Regions from separate parts of the Homo sapiens genome. Here region 2 is linked to region 1. A link is a contact called in ENCODE Hi-C or POLR2A ChIA-PET data. All regions are on one chromosome and are shown on one strand. The core of a region is the stretch at or near the end of the contact, and the rest is flanking DNA. Distances in the headings are between cores, read along the strand shown. Region 1 overlaps SCFD1 (sec1 family domain containing 1). Region 2 holds the start of STRN3 (striatin 3).

The links. A loop is a pair of places that touch in the nucleus more often than their neighbours do. ChIA-PET counts read pairs that join two places held with the same protein, here RNA polymerase II (POLR2A).
Region 2: a loop to region 1 is called in a map of CD8-positive, alpha-beta T cell, with 4 times the contacts of the local background. The contact joins the promoter of STRN3 here to the enhancer-like site in region 1. A Hi-C loop is called at or near these places in 1 of 168 maps with a recorded cell type or tissue (CD8-positive, alpha-beta T cell). POLR2A ChIA-PET finds 5 or more read pairs at or near these places in 2 of 52 experiments (AG04450 and WTC11).

Annotation. Positions count from the first base shown.
Region 1 is chr14:30,687,268-30,694,402 of GRCh38, reverse strand. The region is part of intron 14 of SCFD1 (sec1 family domain containing 1); the gene reads right to left. Among named protein-coding and RNA genes, the nearest start is that of SCFD1, 69 kb to the right of the region's middle. RefSeq lists enhancers at 1,299-1,858, 4,043-4,132. Within about 2 kb of position 3,547, at least 8 of the 41 ENCODE cell types and tissues checked have a DNase peak (open chromatin) inside an H3K27ac peak, as active enhancers do; they include CD8-positive, alpha-beta T cell, where a contact is called at or near this core.
Region 2 is chr14:31,022,941-31,029,808 of GRCh38, reverse strand. It overlaps STRN3 (striatin 3), which reads left to right and starts at 3,430. Exons shown (of 18, transcript NM_001083893.2): 1 at 3,430-3,905. The coding sequence starts at 3,624. It overlaps AP4S1 (adaptor related protein complex 4 subunit sigma 1), which reads right to left and starts at 4,160. Exons shown (of 6, transcript NM_001128126.3): 1 at 4,022-4,160. RefSeq lists enhancers at 2,932-3,091, 4,202-4,311, 4,382-4,481 and silencers at 3,222-3,541, 3,632-3,891, 4,031-4,212.

The DNA of each region.
Region 1 (7,135 bases), core at 2,298-4,797:
CTGTGCCTGGCTTTCATTTCTTAAAAGAATTTAAAGTGTCTTACTTTTGAATATATATTTAATATAGAAAAAAACCAACAGATTATTTTGTTTACCATATTTGATGGATAAATTCAGCAGTAATTCTGCATAACGTACATATATTAGCAAAGATAAAAACACAATTGTTACTTATTGTATTAATTAGTTACTGGCATACAAATCATATTGTACTCCATGCAAAATTCATGTCAGGTGGTCAAGTTATGTTTACTATTTTAGTGTGCAAATCCACATATATTCACCTTAACTAGATGGAAAGTTACCTTAAACTAAATTATTGTCCTTTTTGTTTTTTTAAAAAAACTTTTTCCTTATTAGTTTTCCTATTTAATATCTTGAAGTTTAAGATAACGGAAACGTAGTAAAACTTTGCTGTGTGAGACCTTTCCTAATTGAAAATTTTGTTGATTAAAATTATCCAAATAAAGTTAACATATTAAGATCCTCAAAAGCAAATAAAAATTATCAAATAACTCTTAAGTTATGCTTCAGATAATTCAGATACTATTGAGGGTGTTAATAATCAAGTGGGAGTAGAAACCATTCATGAAATTATAAAAACAATTTTTATAATTAAGGGTGTAAACAATCAAAGTGGGAGTGGAAACCATTCATGAACTATATTAGGATTTATAGTAATACCAACGTAGAACCAATATACAAATATACAACATAAATACATTATGCTAAAAGGCAGAATGAAATAAATAGCCAATTGAGGAGGAAGTGATATATTTTGAGTTGAAGTTTGAAAGTGATTTAGGGACATAGATATAGTTCATTTCAGTTAAACAGATCATGCCAAGGCACAAGGTAGAAACATCTAAACAGTAGACTAAGGAGTGAATTTGATACATGGAGCAACAAGAAATCAGAGTCATTTCACTGCTACTCCCTTGCAGTGGCACGCAAGGCCAAAGTTTTATAGATGAAATATCCAGATAGTTCAAAAATGAATACAACATAAAAAGACATATACTGAGAAGCCTTATTTTTCACCCCGTCCTCTTCCACCCCATTTCTACCTGCTTCTATAGGTATTTTCTTTTATTATTTCTTCTAGTTTTTTTTAGAGTTTCTTTGTGCAAATATCAGCAGAGTCTGTATTCTAATATCCGCCTCCTTTCTGACACAAGAAGTATGATACTGTACTTTTCTGCCCTTTCCTTTCACTGAACAATATATTCTACATCAGCATGTAGAGGATTCCCTATCAGTGAGCTCTTATCTATGAATTCTCCAGCCCTTCATATTCTTCAGACTCTCTGATATAGGAACTATTTTAGCTACTCTATAAAGCTAGTTTGAATACTAAAATTGATACACAGTAAAGTCCTAGAAATGAGAAAGTCCTACCAATAATACTAAAAATGAGCAAAAGAAATATGAGATTCTAGGAAAAAGGCCACAGTAGTGGCTGTGGGAATGGAAAGGACAAGACGGGTATTTAATAATTTACATGAGAAAGGATATGGGATACAAAGTAGTGAAAGAAGAAAAAGAAAACTTTGGGGAATGACAATGATGATACTAGGAACTGTTAATGTGAATATTAGCTTGGGAAAAGCTGTTATCTGCAGAGTGAAGTCAGGAATGGAAGGGGAAAGGTGCTAAAATAAGCTGTTAAACTAACTTTCAGGCCCTCTGATCCAGCTAACCTTTTCTGTTTTATCACTATTCACTAAATTCAGTTTCCGCTAGTCACATCAAATAGTTATTTCATTAAACTTTAACTTGTCATTAAATACTGTGTTTGCTTTTAATTCTCTAGTCTTAGGCTCAAGTTATTCTCTCAGCTTTTGCAGAATATATTCCTCCTTACCATCTACTCAGTGAATTCTACTCATTCAACGTCTACCTTCTCTGTAGCTTTTCTACAACTCTTCCTTCAATCCCTACTCTCTCCCTTTTCTGACCCTCTCCCAGTCTCCTCCTTGGCCAAAATAACTCATTACTCCCTTATCTGTGTATCAACAGCACTTTATACACCTCATCATAATAACAAAGATCACAGTATATTACTGTCCTTTGTTTATGTGTCTTTCTAAAACTGTAAACTCCTTAGAGCATGTTTAATTAATTGTTTAACCCTAGGAGTCTACCACCACCTGGCTTATAACAAGCACTTGCATTTGCTGAATTTCGAAACTAAGAACGGGGTGTATACAGACCAAGTAATCATTTTTAAAAGTCATAAAAATAGATGAACGAACTTCTAGAAGTGGAAAACGTAAAGAATCTAGTATTTTGTGACTGCATATGTAAAACTCAGTATGCTAAGGTGCAGTGGCACATTCCTGTAGTCCCAGGTACTTGGGAGGCTGAGGTGAGAGGATCGCTTGAGCCTTGGGAGTTTGAGACTAGCCTGGGAAACATAGTGAGACCCTGTCTATAAATAAATAAATAAATAAATAAATAAATAAATAAAGTATGCTAAATGCCATAGCAGATTCTAATTTCTGGAACTATATAAATCAGTAAAAAAACATGGCTCACTGACTTATGTAAGTACAGGCATTTGGTTCATTTTGCTCTTTTTGATGTAGTAACTTACTTATTAACATCAGCTTCTAATGAACAATGGAAATAGGGTCCAAAAACAACTTAATGTGATTGGTACTAGGTAGGGGGTTTCTTTTTGAGGTGACAAAAATGCTTTAACATTAGATTGTGGTTGCAACAACTCTGTAAATATCCTAAAATCCATTGAATGTTTTGTTTTAAATTGATGAATTGCAAAGTACGTGAGTTACATCTCAACAAAGCTGTTAAAAGTAACAGCCCTTTAATATACTGATTATGAGGGAGCACCATCCAAGAGGAAAAGGAGTGAAGTGCTATACAGATTTTCTAACCTGCATAAGAGAACTAGTATCTCTTCAAGGCACCTATCATGTGTAAGGCACTTTACTTACAACTATGGCTTTCAAGAGTTTTTAAAGAGAGAGCCTCAGGACCCTCTTTCTCAAACCAAATCTTCTACAGAACCCTAAACATAAAATAGATACAAGTGATCCATTAAATGTCTCCATACAGCTCTAGGGTACCAGAGAACAGTGTTCAAAAATTACTAACTTACATTATCTCATTTAATTCTCCAAATAACACTATGAGCTAGGAATTATTAATCTCATTTTAAAGATGAAGAAACAGACATACAGAAACATGTATTTGTTCAAGACTACCAGAGTAGAAGTAGTACAGAGTTGAGATCCAAATACAGGTCATACTCTAATGTATACCACAGAAAATAGGGAAAATTACACTACCCTCAAGAACGATTTTATGGCTTCCTTCTATAGGCCTTTTCTCAAATTCTTGAAATGAGAGAAAACACTAAGAGAAGCAACTTCTGTAATTCCAAAGATTAATCTTCTTCTACAACATGGGCTCAAAAGAGAATACAGTTTGGGTAATAAGAGTGACATAAAAAATGAACAAATTAAAAATATAAAACAAAATAACAAGGTCAAGATAATAAACTGAGATTCTTCAGTAGCTTCAATAAATATTAAGAATAAGTGGGCGAGGAGCCAAGATGGCCGAATAGGAACAGCTCCGGTCTACAGCTCCCAGCGTGAGCGACGCAGAAGACGGGTGATTTCTGCATTTCCATCTGAAGTACCGGGTTCATCTCACTAGGGAGCGCCAGACAGTGGGCGCAGGCCAGTGTGTGTGCGCACCGTGCGCGAGCCGAAGCAGGGCGAGGCATTGCCTCACCTGGGAAGCGCAAGGGGTCAGGGAGTTCCCTTTCCGAGTCAAAAAAAGGGGTGACGGACGCACCTGGAAAATCGGGTCACTTCCACCCGAATATTGCGCTTTTCAGACCGGCTTAAGAAACGGCGCACCACGAGACTATATCCCACACCTGGCTCAGAGGGTCCTACGCCCACGGAATCTCGCTGATTGCTAGCACAGCAGTCTGAGATCAAACTGCAAGGCGGCAGCGAGGCTGGGGGAGGGGCGCCCGCCATTGCCCAGGCTTGCTTAGGTAAACAAAGCAGCCAGGAAGCTCGAACTGGGTGGAGCCCACCACAGCTCAAGGAGGCCTGCCTGCCTCTGTAGGCTCCACCTCTGGGGGCAGGGCACAGACAAACAAAAAGACAGCAGTAACCTCTGCAGACTTAAGTGTCCCTGTCTGACAGCTTTGAAGAGAGCAGTGGTTCTCCCAGCACGCAGCTGGAGATCTGAGAACGGGCAGACTGCCTCCTCAAGTGGGTCCCTGACCCCTGACCCCCGAGCAGCCTAACTGGGAGGCACCCCCCAGCAGGGGCACACTGACACCTCACACGGCAGGGTATTCCAACAGACCTGCAGCTGAGGGTCCTGTCTGTTAGAAGGAAAACTAACAACCAGAAAGGACATCTACACCGAAAACCCATCTGTACATCACCATCATCAAAGACCAAAAGTAGATAAAACCACAAAGATGGGGAAAAAACAGAACAGAAAAACTGGAAACTCTAAAACGCAGAGCGCCTCTCCTCCTCCAAAGGAACGCAGTTCCTCACCAGCAACAGAACAAAGCTGGATGGAGAATGATTTTGACGAGCTGAGAGAAGGCTTCAGACGATCAAATTACTCTGAGCTACGGGAGGACATTCAAACCAAAGGCAAAGAAGTTGAAAACTTTGAAAAAAATTTAGAAGAATGTATAACTAGAATAACCAATACAGAGAAGTGCTTAAAGGAGCTGATGGAGCTGAAAACCAAGGCTCGAGAACTACGTGAAGAATGCAGAAGCCTCAGGAGCCGATGCGATCAACTGGAAGAAAGGGTATCAGCAATGGAAGATGAAATGAATGAAATGAAGCGAGAAGGGAAGTTTAGAGAAAAAAGAATAAAAAGAAATGAGCAAAGCCTCCAAGAAATATGGGACTATGTGAAAAGACCAAATCTACGTCTGATTGGTGTACCTGAAAGTGATGTGGAGAATGGAACCAAGTTGGAAAACACTCTGCAGGATATTATCCAGGAGAACTTCCCCAATCTAGCAAGGCAGGCCAACGTTCAGATTCAGGAAATACAGAGAACGCCACAAAGATACTCCTCGAGAAGAGCAACTCCAAGACACATAATTGTCAGATTCACCAAAGTTGAAATGAAGGAAAAAATGTTAAGGGCAGCCAGAGAGAAAGGTCGGGTTACCCTCAAAGGGAAGCCCATCAGACTAACAGCGGATCTCTCGGCAGAAACCCTACAAGCCAGAAGAGAGTGGGGGCCAATATTCAACATTCTTAAAGAAAAGAATTTTCAACCCAGAATTTCATATCCAGCCAAACTAAGCTTCATAAGTGAAGGAGAAATAAAATACTTTATAGACAAGCAAATGCTGAGAGATTTTGTCACCACCAGGCCTGCCCTAAAAGAGCTCCTGAAGGAAGCGCTAAACATGGAAAGGAACAACCGGTACCAGCCGCTGCAAAATCATGCCAAAATGTAAAGACCATCGAGACTAGGAAGAAATTGCATCAACTAATGAGCAAAATCACCAGCTAACATCCTAATGACAGGATCAAATTCACACATAACAATATTAACTTTAAATATAAATGGACTAAATTCTGCAATTAAAAGACACAGACTGGCAAGTTGGATAAAGAGTCAAGACCCATCAGTGTGCTGTATTCAGGAAACCCATCTCACGTGCAGAGACACACATAGGCTCAAAATAAAAGGATGGAGGAAGATCTACCAAGCAAATGGAAAACAAAAAAAGGCAGGGGTTGCAATCCTAGTCTCTGATAAAACAGACTTAAACCAACAAAGATCAAAAGAGACAAAGAAGGCCATTACATAATGGTAAAGGGATCAATTCAACAAGAGGAGCTAACTATCCTAAATATTTATGCACCCAATACAGGAGCACCCAGATTCATAAAGCAAGTCCTCAGTGACCTACAAAGAGACTTAGACTCCCACACATTAATAATGGGAGACTTTAACACCCCACTGTCAACATTAGACAGATCAACGAGACAGAAAGTCAACAAGGATACCCAGGAATTGAACTCAGCTCTGCACCAAGCAGACCTAATAGACATCTACAGAACTCTCCACCCCAAATCAACAGAATATACATTTTTTTCAGCACCACACCACACCTATTCCAAAATTGACCACATAGTTGGAAGTAAAGCTCTCCTCAGCAAATGTAAAAGAACAGAAATTATAACAAACTATCTCTCAGACCACAGTGCAATCAAACTAGAACTCAGGATTAAGAATCTCACTCAAAGCCGCTCAACTACATGGAAACTGAACAACCTGCTCCTGAATGACTACTGGGTACATAACGAAATGAAGGCAGAAATAAAGATGTTCTTTGAAACCAACGAGAACAAAGACACCACATACCAGAATCTCTGGGACGCATTCAAAGCAGTGTGTAGAGGGAAATTTATAGCACTAAATGCCTACAAGAGAAAGCAGGAAAGATCCAAAATTGACACCCTAACATCACAATTAAAAGAACTAGAAAAGCAAGAGCAAACACATTCAAAAGCTAGCAGAAGGCAAGAAATAACTAAAATCAGAGCAGAACTGAAGGAAATAGAGACACAAAAAACCCTTCAAAAAATCAATGAATCCAGGAGCTGGTTTTTTGAAAGGATCAACAAAATTGATAGACCGCTAGCAAGACTAATAAAGAAAAAAAGAGAGAAGAATCAAATAGACACAATAAAAAATGATAAAGGGGATATCACCACTGATCCCACAGAAATACAAACTACCATCAGAGAATACTACAAACACTTCTACGCAAATAAACTAGAAAATCTAGAAGAAATGGATACATTCCTCGACACATACACTCTCCCAAGACTAAACCAGGAAGAAGTTGAATCTCTGAATAGACCAATAACAGGCTCTGAAATTGTGGCAATAATCAATAGTTTACCAACCAAAAAGAGTCCAGGACCAGATGGATTCACAGCCGAATTCTACCAGAGGTACAAGGAGGAACTGGTACCATTCCTTCTGAAACTATTCCAATCAATAGAAAAAGAGGGAATCCTCCCTAACTCATTTTATGAGGCCAGCATCATTCTGATACCAAAGCCGGGCAGAGACACAACCAAAAAAGAGAATT
Region 2 (6,868 bases), core at 2,181-4,680, 340 kb before region 1:
CTGTTGCCCAGACTGGAGTGCAGTGGCATAATGATGCAATTATGGCTCACTGCAGCCTGGACCTCCTGGGCTCAGGTGATCCTCCCATCTCAGCCTCCAGAGTAGCTGGGACTACAGACTCACGTGGCCACTCTGGCTAATTTTTGTATTTTTGGTAGGGACAGGGTTTTGCCATGTTGCCCAGGTTGGTCTCGAATTCCTAGGCTTAAGCCATCCTCTCACCTCTGTCTCCGAAAGTGTTGGGATTACAGGCATGAGCCACTGTGCCTGATCTGAGCTGAGTTTTGAAGATAGGCAATGGGGCACAGCATGTGTTAAATTACTGTGGAATGAAATAGCATTATACATTTGAGGAACCAAAAACAGTGGCAGTTTGGCTGAAGAGAAGAATGAGGTGGCATGATAGTGTTATGGTAGATTAGACTGTAGGATGGATCTAGATCAATTTATATGCTTATGTTAAAATTTGGGCTTTATACTAAATTTAGAAATCACTAAACTATGTTAAACAGAGGAATGACAGAATCATACCTTTGTTTTAGGAAGATCAATCAGGCAGCAGTGATAGTGCAAAGTGGGGGTAGAATGGAGGTGGGAAGGTTTAAACTAAAGTATAAAGAGAGACAATAGAATCCACAGGAAAGATATTACTGAGAATGAAATTGGTTTGTGGGGGCTGACTGAAAGGTAGTAGAATGACTGCTAGGCTTCAAGTTTGGATGTAGTGTCACTTAATAAGGTAGATAATAGAAGTAGAGATTTTGTTTTTGTTTTGAGGGTAGGTGAGGAGACAAAAAGGATAAGAAATCCAGTCTTTCCTTAAGCTCAAGTTACCAGTTATAAGTGTGCATGTTAGTCTTCTTTTGATGCTATCATCAGGTCAACCATTCTCACAAATGGTTTTTGTTGTTGTTGTTGTTTTTGGGATGGAATCTCACTCTCTCTTTCACCCAGGCTACAGTGTAGTGGCATGATGTCGGCTCACTGCCCCCTCTGCCTCCAGAGAAGCTGGGATTACAGGCAAGCGCCACCACGCCCAGCTAATTTTTGTACTTTTTGGTAGAGACGGGGTTTTGCCATGTTGGCCAGGCTGGTCTCCAACTCCTGAGCTCAAGTGATCTGCCCGCTTCGGCCTCCCAAAGTGCTGGGATTATAGGTGTGAGCCACCGCACCTGGCCACAAATGTCTCTGTGTGTGTGTGTGTGTGTGTGTATGTGTGTGTATGTCTTTGAGGCAGCATAATTTTTCTGAGCTTTTTATGTGCTATGACGCCCCCTAAAAAGGAATTGGATGAATAAACAGGTTGTATGTTGGTAACTCTAAGATAAATAGTACTTTAATAATTTGAAGAAATATGTAATCTTAACACTTTGTGAAGCCAAGGTGGGTGGACCACTTGAGCCAGGAGTTGGAGACTAGCCTGGGCATCATGACAAAACCCCGTCTCTACAAAAAATACAAAAATTAGCTGGGCTTGGTGGATGCACACCTGGAGTCCCAGCTATCAGGAGGCTAAAGTGGGAGGACCACCTCAGCCAGGGAGCTCCAGGTTGCAACAAGCAGAGCTCACACCACTGCATTCCAGCCCAGGCAACAGAGTGAGACCCTGTCTCAAAAAAAAAAAATAAATAAAATAATAATTTGAAGAAATGGTCCTTAACATTATAGTACTGCAATCTAAGATCTCATTTCATATAGAAATAAAACATGGCAGCATGAGTAACAGGTCCAATCTGCTTTCCATTAAACTGTAATAACAGTAAAGCAGATGTGATAAAATAAGATGCATTACTTAATCTCTTTTGAAATTACTTCCTGATTGGTTGGTAGTGCATACTCCATAGTACAAGTTTTATTGGCTTTTGCAGTAAAGAAAAAAAATTTTAAAAAGTAACAAATTTTCAATGCAATTTTCCTGCATCGCTATTAATATAATTACTGAACCTAATTTCCTTATGTTGTTAATTATTTTTGTCTTATTTTTCAAACAAATGCTTCTTAGCTATATTAATTTTTAGAAACACACTAGTGCATTAGGATATTTTCTAGGAAACTAAGCACATAAAAGTACCCACTATTGTACTTAAAATATTAGCCTTGTCTCTTATGTATATGTTACATTCCTCAAACTTTTTAAATTTTTTGCCGACACGGAGTCTCGCTTTGTCGCCCAGGCTGGAGTGCAGTGGTGCGATCTCGGCTCTCTGCAACCTCAGCCTCCTGGGCTCAAGCAATTCTCGTGCCTCAGCCTCCCCAGGAGCTGGGACTACAGGTGTGCGCCACCATGCCCGGCTAATTTTTGTATTTTTAGTAGAAATGGGGTTTCACAATGTTGGCCAAGCTGGTCTCGAACTCCTGGCCTCAAGTGATCGCCCACCTCGGCTTCCCAAAGTGCTGGGATTACAGGCTTGAGCAGCCGCGCCCGGCCATATTCACTTAAACATTTAATGACCCAGGAGAACATTCATCTAGGATTTTAAGTTGTACTCACAGTGCTTTTATTTTCTGTTTCGATCAAAATAGTCTATTGATGACAATATTTGTGAGCCCATTCATTTCTACCGTATCAAATTGTTAGTCTAGCCAGTCTCCTTCAAACTTCTCTCCCTCTACCCATCATCGTCAAGATCTAAAGGAATTCACTACCTCTTCTTCTCCCAAGAAAAAAAAAATCGCTCCTCCCCCTCTCCCAACCCCCCCACAACCCATTCCAGAAAAGGAAAGAAGAGGGGACGCAAAGTGGAATAAGTTACGACGGGCGACCGAGCGCATAGAAATGGGACCAAAGCCCAGGCTCAAGACAGAGACGAGGAATCAGTAACCACAGCCGGAGGATCTTGGCTATTTGCCAGCAGAGAACTGACTGGTTCTAAGAAACCAGAGGCAGAGCGAGTGACAGGAAGGGAAAGAGGGCCCACCCTTGGGACTGCCTGAAACACTCAAAGAATGAAAAAGAAACGTCAGGAATCCGAGACGGGATGCGGTCGGCCAGAGCGACCAGCCAGGTTAACAACCAGCTCAGAAAGCCGGGACACGGGTGAGAGACCCCTGGGAAGGAAACAGCGCCCGGGGACGGCCTGCTAAAAGGAAACTGATAACCAGGAAGCCTAAGGCCGCCTCGCTTCCAAAAGTCAGAGTCGGAGCCCAGGTGTCCGGTAGCTGCGGCCAGACACCGGATCGGGTCTGAGGGCGGGCCTAGGGGCGGAGCCCGAGCTCTTTCCCCGCCCTCTAACGGCGACCCGGGCTGCGTTCTCAGTGCGCCGGCGTAGGGTGAGGCCGGACTCTATTTGGCGATTAAGCGTGAGGCTGCGTTCGCTACCCAGCATGCTGTGCGCTAGTGACGGCCCTCCGCCTATCCCCTTCCCAACTCTCCCCCCACCCCTCCCGCCGAGGCCCCCCCTTCCCCTAAAGTGAGTGAGTGAGACGGGCAGATGGAGGAGGGATTGTAATGGCGGCAGCCGGCAGCTCCCTGCTCTGACCCACGGCAGGCACACAGCAACGACCCCTTCCCCGCCCCTCTCCCGGCCGGCCTCCGCCCCGCAGCCAGCGCGGGGCCACCCTCTCCGGCCCTTCCCCCAGCTGTCGGCGTCTCGCCCTGCGCCCCGGCCGGGGCCCCACACACAATGGACGAGCTTGCCGGAGGCGGTGGTGGCGGCCCGGGGATGGCGGCCCCTCCCCGGCAGCAGCAGGGACCTGGGGGGAACCTGGGCCTTTCGCCCGGGGGGAACGGAGCGGCGGGCGGCGGGGGTCCTCCGGCCTCCGAGGGAGCGGGTCCCGCGGCAGGCCCCGAGCTGTCCCGGCCGCAGCAGTACACTATCCCGGGGATACTGCACTACATCCAGCACGAGTGGGCTCGGTTCGAGATGGAGCGGGCGCACTGGGAGGTGGAACGGGCCGAACTGCAGGTACCTCGTTGGGGTCGGTGTGCGGGAGCTGCGGCGGCTGGGTTCCCGGCCGGGGGGTGGGGCTGGGGACTCCACTCAGCCGGAGCCGGCGCCTTGGGAGGCCGAGCGGAACCTACCTGTGCTGCTCAGGTTGTGATGGTCCTCTCAACGGCTTTTCCTGGAGTCCCCCTCCCTCTTTCCCGCATAAGCTTGCTCCCCAACCTTCACTGGCTACGCGGTGCGGGCCTCCTCGGGGCAGCCATTTTGGCTTTTAGTATGGCGTCTGCGGGGGCTCCTCCGGAGGCGGCCTTCCCGGGCCTCCGGGGCTTGGGACCGAGCACCTCTCTGTGGGAGAGTCCGGTTTGGGGCCTCTCAACACTGAGTTTGCTCTTGTTTGTTCCTCTTGAGATGAAGAGCCCGAAGAGAGGGACTAGGATAGGCATCTTACCCCCCTTTTCCGGACCACCCCCCTTTCCGATTTGGCGTATCTGGCCCCCTCCCTCAGACTTGGTACGCGCTTGCCCCTTGACAGCCACGCTTCTTTCCTGGGCTGCTAGGGTGCACAGTGACTTGGGACTGACCTGTGAAGTTTTATTTCCCATCGTCAACTTTAAGTACTTTCTCACCTGAGATGCTGCCTTACTCACTTGGATTCTCTGTAGTTATTCCTTACTTAGTGACTCATCAACGCTTTCAGCACTGAATTTTTCTTTTTACAGTACTCTCCACTAGATCTCCTTTCCCCCATCCGTTTCTTTATCTATAAAAAAACCAAACCAGACGATCGATGCTGTATTTATGAAACGACTGAAGAGATTTAATATTCCCTTGAAGTGAAACGTAGTTATATCATGTTACTTACTCTTGCAGGAGAAGCAAAGTGAGATGTTCTCGGAACCCTTCATAGTTGAGCTTGACTCGATCCTCATAATGTGAACCTTTGATAGGCTGCACATTTGGAAGCTGTTGGTAGTTAACAGCTCATGTCCTGGATCTCAAAATTGCTGCATCTTTTTGAAAGGGTTATTTAACTTTCTTGGGTATTTGTGTTTATTTTTAAATACCTTTCCAGGGCAAATTTAGGCTTAGAAGGAAAAAGCGTGTGTCTAAATAGTATTGCACCTGTTCTTCAGACTGTTGTGTATTTAGGGGGTAAGCAGTATTTGCTGTCATATATGTCATATGCCTATGGTGAATCGTTAGGCAAATGTAGTGCTGAAAGGAGGAGGATTGGATTAACTAGAAAGGGTGTCCTCAAATATGCATCTCTTTAGTTTGGTTCTGAACTAGTAAACTTTTATATGACTCCACAAAGTGGGTGAAGTTAAACTTTTCAAAAGTAAAAAATACTTGGGTATTTTGACACTGTATGAAGTCTTAAAAAAAAGTAACACTTGTTAGTCATTTCAGTGCTTTACAATTGTGTTTTGATATAATATTGGGCTTTAAAATTACATAACTTTAAAAAAGCTGAAGTCAAAACTGGTTTAAGTTGTGTACAGTCTGCTTTAACATACTTAAAATTTATAGAATTCTGTTGGTATACAGCTTTCTACTACATACTGCAAACTTAATTTTCTGTGTGAGTAAAGTAAGTAAGGCATTTGTTTTTAAAATTTGGATTGACAAATGCAGTAAGGCCTAAGCTCACTAAATAATACTTCACCAGTCCCTGCTATGGTTTCTTAGACCTTTGTACTGTTGTATGCAAGTTTGGATTTCAACACTCTTCAAGTTAGCAATTGCATTTTTCACCCATAAACTTCACTAATGTAAGCAGCTGAGAAGAAAGATATCTTGTGCCCAAATTAGTAAAACCTATACTATATATTAAAGAAGCCTTTATTGCCTGCTCTAGCATTTGCTTTCCCTTCTAGGTCTCCTTAACAGCAGCAGCAGTGTTTTAAGGTAGATTCCTTTTGCTTGCTTGCTTGCTTTCAATTCTATTGGTACAGTACTGTTATTAGCCATCCTAAGTTTTTGTTTGTTTCCTTGTTTTGAAGAAGTCCTACAGTGTTTCTAGACTCTTTTTTATTTCATACTGATTCTTTTGGAATAAAATGTTCATGATGGCGTTGGTTTTTTTTTTTTTGAGTTATATATTTAAAATGTTTTATTGGGTTAACTTAATAAGGTTTCTAGTTTGCTTTAGGTGCCTTCAGTCTACTGAGATTGCTTGTGAGATGCGTATTTTAAAATGTATGTGTTGAATACATATTTGTGGGAGGGTGTAGTGAAGCATCAGTGGATTTTTACTGTAAACTTAAACCTATTTTTAAGAAAGACAATCTAGAAATAAGACAACTTACATATTATTATGTACAGTCTCCAGTGCACTGTCATGTACACAGATTTTTAAAGTGTTAATTATTGAATAGTTTCAATAGAGAACGTGAAGAGCTTAAGGAATACCCCATATTGATGTAAAATTTTAATGGGGAATAATATTTTCCCTGGCTTTGGGAAAGATATTAAAAGGAACTTTACAGTATGATTCTGTTCTCTGTAAAAAGAATTTAGAGTAAAGGTCTGTCTTAGAAACTTGGAACCAAACTAAAGGATCACATCTTAAAGCTCTTCTGTCTCTGATTCTTCCTTACCTTAGACTCAGGTAAAGCATTGTTAGTAAGGTCATAGGACAGTGGTTTCTTAACTTTTATATAACATGAATTACCAAAATTCCACAGACAGTCCATTTTCTTCAAGCCCTAGATCAATCCAGATCTCCAGAGGATAAGAGGCCTGCATATTTTTTAGAGTTCTACAAGTGATTCTTTCTTCACAGTAGTGCCTGTTAAAGAGAAAAATTACTACACTACACTTTTCTTTTTTGTAATTTCATAGTAGATTCATTAAAATCTTGTCATGGAAAAGACACTAGGATTTGCAAATTACTATTCCAGACCAGCTTTTGAAAACCCTGAAAATGGAAAATTCAGGAGATTCCCCCCTTAAAAATGAAGAAATCAAGTAAGTCTAAGCAA